2 separate regions of the Mus musculus genome follow, and region 1 is linked to region 2. Evidence: chromatin loops called from intact Hi-C (ENCODE). Cell type or tissue: heart. All regions are shown on one strand.

Region 1 (2,500 bases), 240 kb before region 2:
TTTTGAGACTGTGTCTATAATAGAATGGACCCGACTCCCCAGTCTACCTGGGATAACCACCGTGAGCATTCTGAAGCATATTGTTGAATGCAGGACCATCACGAGGCTGATATTCCTCTGCACTCACGCTCCCTGGCCTTAGCTGCTGTCTGGGAATCTTTGTAGAGTAGCTAGCTAGCTGCCTCTCTGGGGACCATACACAAAGACTCACTCAACTCTACATGGACCCCTACACAGATGGGCTCTCATCTCAGGTGAGCACTCATATATTATTTCAAACCTGTGTCTAGGCAGATTTTCCACACTCTCTTGAGCCATAAATAATTGAACTTCTGGTGATGAGAACCAGGTCTAGGGCTGTCTACTTCTCCTAGACTAGCCCTGTGGATCTCACTTCCCTTCTGCATCTGCACTGGGGGGCATGGTGGTGAGTATACTTCCCCTCCACTTTCCCTCTGTGCCCACTAGCTCATCACCAGAACGAGGAAAGGCTTTTGTTTAAAAGAGAAAAACAGACCCATGAACTGAAATACGAGATCACCCACAACCAGGCAACATGGCTTTGATAATTTCCTAAAGTAAGCCTAATGATTTAATGTTCGGGCTCTCCTATATTATGTTCCTCTCTATTTACGTTAACAATTGGGAAGGGATTAGATTTCTATATGTATTACAGATGTGACTAAGTTATGATTTGTTGCTGGGGTTGTGGTCAGGGTCAGGTGTTTTGAAGTTTGGGGCTTCTTATTCAAGGAGTTCAAATAAAAAGCCCACACACATGGCAAGTGTATCTAGAAAACTTTATTCAAAGCAAAGCTCTAGAATAGGTCTGAATATCCTGCAAGAGGGCAATGGGTCATGAGAATGAAGACACTCAGGAACTCCAGTTATTATTTGGAGTTTCATTTTAAGGACTTCACAAATGGGAGGAGGAACTTGGGTGATAAGGGACATGGAGAAGGTGGTTCTCTGTTTTTATTGACAGGTTAGGCATAAAGTCTTTTTTTCTGCTATACACGTCCCTACCCATGATGCATCTGATTTTAATCATATCTGCACCCAATTCTTCAGAGGCATAGGAGATTCTGCCTAAATAAATAAATAAATAAATAAAACTCATGTTAGGGCAATTTTGCCTTGTTGTATATATACCACAAGCCAATTTAGACTGGATTTCACTCCAGATTTTTGTACTGGGACATAACTGGGAATATGTTTAAGTAGAATCTATCCAGGGTACTAGGGTAGGGAAAAATTAATTCCCTTGTTCGAAGTAGAATGTACAGGTGAGGACCCAAGGTCACTAGGTGCATGGATCAAGGAGGAGTATTGGCGCATGGTATGTGCAGGCAAAGAAGCTAGACTCTCAGCTGCATTATTAGAATAAAGATAGGATGTAAAAGGGTTTGTCTATAACCCAAACAAAGTAGAGTCTGAGGTTGCTAAACCGTTCTCTATGCTGGCTCACCTCAACAGACCACTGGATGTCACTCTTAAGCTATGCTAGCATAGCTCTAGCTACAATAACAGTTTCCAATAGTACATTCAGATAGTACGTTAGGAGACACAGCCAGGGATAGACATCCCTAAAACCGCTCAACTGGTGCATTTGCAGGATCAGCTACAGCAAAGTTTACTCGAGATTCCTCTACATTTTCTCTAACTTTCTTCTTAGGAGCCATTAAGAGGGCTAATAATCAGAGGACATCCCACCAGTATCAAAAGACACGTCTATCATTCAACATCTTCATTAGCTGCATGCTACAAGCAGGGCCTTAGGAAAATGAGCAATAAAATTGACAGACAAGAAGAGGTGAGTTTATAGCATGCACACAGTAAACTTACTAGAATCTAACTGTGGCAGAAGAGTGTGAAAGGAAACTAATCTAAATCGGGTGGTACTGTGGCTTGGCCTTCCAGATGGGTGTTGGAACTGAGTTGCCATTGTCACACTGTTAGAGGTGATTCTCTCATGAGGACTGTATTGTCCTGGATGCATTAAAGCCATTATTTGGGGTGGATTAGTTCTTGAAGATTGGCTTTGTTACAGAGCAAGTTCTTTTTGTGTGTGTTCTCTTTCCATTTGATGTTCTCTACCACATTACAGTCTCTCACCTGAAGGCGCGTCAAACATCAATGCCAAGATCTTTGCCTTCTCTGCCTCTAGAACTGTAAGAAGTTTCTTCAACGTGCAAATTGCCTGGTCTGTGGCTGTCAGTACAGCAGTAGATGAGTCAGAAACTCCATCTGTCCATTTGACTCAGTGACCTTGTGCCTCAGAATGATCGAACCCAACTCTGGGATCAGGGGTCTGCAAACTCTGTTCCCCAGACTTCATTGTGGGGAGCTTCTGGCTGGATTATATCAACTTGAAGGGTAAGAGGCAGAAGGTGCTCTCTGTCTCTTCCAGCTCTTCTCAGCTTCCTTCCCATTGGACTCAGACAGGACTGAGACTTAACTCGGCATTTCTCCACCTTTCTGTAACGTAACCCTTCTTCTT
Region 2 (2,500 bases):
TTTTTTTAAAAAGTTGGCTAAGGAGGCGTTTGCAGAACACCGAAAATCGTTCCACAGAATGAAAAGTTATCTTTGGCATATGGGCATAGAAAATTCTACCCAACAGCTTGACCCCTAATGACTTACCCAGACTTCAGCAGCGAGGCTGGCGAATTCTTTCGCGAGGAGACTGACACATTGTGAAGATGCCTCAGAGGTAGGCAGAGGCTGAAATGCAACCATGGGCCCTGCTCCACAACCTCTCACTAATTAGCTGGGTAACTTTGCACGGAAGCCTACCTCTCTGATTCTCTTTTCTCCTTAGGAAGAGACAAGAGGTGCGTTTTGTATTTGAGATTCTGAGCTTACATTCCAGGAAAGCTTTTTGTGAGCACCAGAAGGAGTTAACTGGAAAACTAAAGTCAGCAAACCTGCAGCGAATCTCCAAGAAGGGGCAGAGTAAAGAACACCCTAGTCGTTGCTGGGGAAACCCTGTCCCCTAAGAAGACACATGTTAGACCCAGCCATTGCCAGAAGACAGTGGATGTAAAACACCCAGATTAGGTGATTTCTAAGGGTGTCTCTGCCCAAGAAATGCAGGTCTCTGTGCACCCTGCTCGTCTGTGTACGCATGTCTATTTCACTTGCCCAGTACTTAAAGATGACTGATTCTGAAGAACTCCCATGATCTGTGGTCTGTTTTAGGGGCCTTCTCTGAGGAAGTAGCATATTTCAATGCCCGAGAAGTCATTTAAAGATCCAGTAGGCTCTCAAACTCCCATGCAGCTTAAATAGAAACACAGAGGCTTACCACTGTGCTCAGAGAACCCACCCAGGTCCAGGCTGCAGGGCTGCAGAGCATGCTTTTAGTATGCATGCATTTCAGCAAACAAAGACAACCCCGCTCTTTGCTGTTCCAGACAGTCTGAGATGCTTTTGTGCCCTTGGGACCTTGCCCGGTCCTCTCTCATCTGCCTCAGCCCTGGTACTAAATTGGTTCAAGGTTTGTAGGAAAGCTTTGGAGGACTGAGGCAAAGGCATGTTTGGAGTTCTTTAATGCTGAAGTCACCATCGGAAGCAGAGCCTAGCTCTTTTCTGGCCACCAGAGGGCGATGGCGGCAGCAGCTGGGCAGAAACAGTTCCCAAGAATAACAGCAGAGAACTGAATCTCACGTGTGTGCTGGGGTTGGGGTATAAGTGTGTGGGGGTGGGGGGGGGGAGCTGGGGGGCAATTGAGTCCTTAGAGCTAAGTCTCTGAAAATATGCTAGCTATAATAAAATAAAATTTGCACCTCAGCTATATATTTACAGTGTGTAGTCAAGTAGCTAAAAGTTTCCTTTAAGGAAAATAGAAGAATCTGAGTAGCATTCATATGAGGGAAAAGAGAGTTCTCAGGCGCATAGTGGTTAGTGGTATGTGAACATACATGTTCTTCTCTGTATGTGACTGCATATTTTTTGTGTGTGAAAGTGCATGTGTTTTATAGTTAAGAGTATAGGGGTGTGGGGGGGTGTAGTGTGTGTGTGTGTGTGTGTGTGTGTGTGTGTGTGTGTGTGTGTAAAACCAAGGCTATTTCAGACCTTTCCAGTACAAGAGGATCTCAAGGAAGTCTGGGCAATATTTCCTCCAGTTCCTGCCCCTTCCCTTCAAACAAACAAACAACATCATTCCTACAAGTATGTATGGAGCCTGTAACATGGCCCTTCCCCACCGGCATCTGGAAAAGCTCAGACCAGCCAATTTAGAGCAGGCACTGGCAGAATGAAGGCAAGGCTGGGGAGGAGGGGGATGGGGAATAGGTCCCTTGCATGCTACTGCACTATTTTATAAAATCACGTTCTTTTCTTTGATGTGCAAGGGAAGTCTGTCAGAACGGTGGCACCTTGAAATAAGGAAATAAAGGTCCGCAGGTGACATGATTGCCCCTTAGTCCCCTAGACAGGAAGCAGATGAAGTGATGGTGTCAATACCGGGGTCCAAGTTCTTACATTTACTACAGAGAGAGAGAGAGACAGAGAGATAGACAGACAGACTGACTGACTGACTGACTGACTGACTGTGACTGTGTGTCTGTGTAGTGTTCTCTAATCTGTAAGTCCTCTAGGAAATAGTTGTTGGCCTTAGCTGTGAACACTAATTAGGGTAGGGGCAAAGTTTCCACGGATAAATGTGTCAGGGTACAGAATGCCTAGTAGCTGTATGGTCTCGGATAATCATTTCACTTAGTCCAACTTTGACTCTTTCACCTAAAACATGAAGCCTAGTTTCTGATGCTCCCATGTGGGTATTCTGTATCCAGCTCGGTGACTGAATTAAAAAAAAAAAATGAAGCCACGAGGTTTATCAGTTCTTGGCTCCCAAGAATAAATGAATTTCAATGTTTCTTTCCTGGCGGCCCGGGCTGGCCAAGTCCCTTTCCTTCCCAGTTGGGTCTCTCTAGCTCCCCTGCTGCCTCCTCCCTACAGGCTCTTGGTTGCTCCAGCAAAGTTCCCAACTTAGTCGACGTGACGCTCAGCGCAG

What was found. Hi-C counts contacts between places; a loop is a spot of excess contacts. Peaks named below come from ENCODE experiments on the same cell type or tissue, not always from the same donor. Only the 100,000 strongest peaks of a DNase experiment are listed, where the experiment ranks them.
Region 1: it touches region 2 in a loop (4-fold over the local background); 13 of 42 quality-filtered maps call a loop at or near these places.

Annotation. Positions count from the first base shown.
Region 1 is chr11:34,880,230-34,882,729 of GRCm38, forward strand. No RefSeq gene overlaps it. Among named protein-coding and RNA genes, the nearest start is that of Gm25799, 18 kb to the right of the region's middle. In heart, a CTCF peak has its summit at 1,472; no DNase peak of the experiment used is centred here.
Region 2 is chr11:35,118,517-35,121,016 of GRCm38, forward strand. No RefSeq gene overlaps it. Among named protein-coding and RNA genes, the nearest start is that of Slit3, 1.7 kb to the right of the region's middle. In heart, CTCF peaks have their summits at 1,076 (motif pointing right) and 2,415; DNase peaks (open chromatin) are centred at 1,105 and 2,485; H3K4me3 peaks cover 402 bases; H3K27ac peaks cover 872 bases.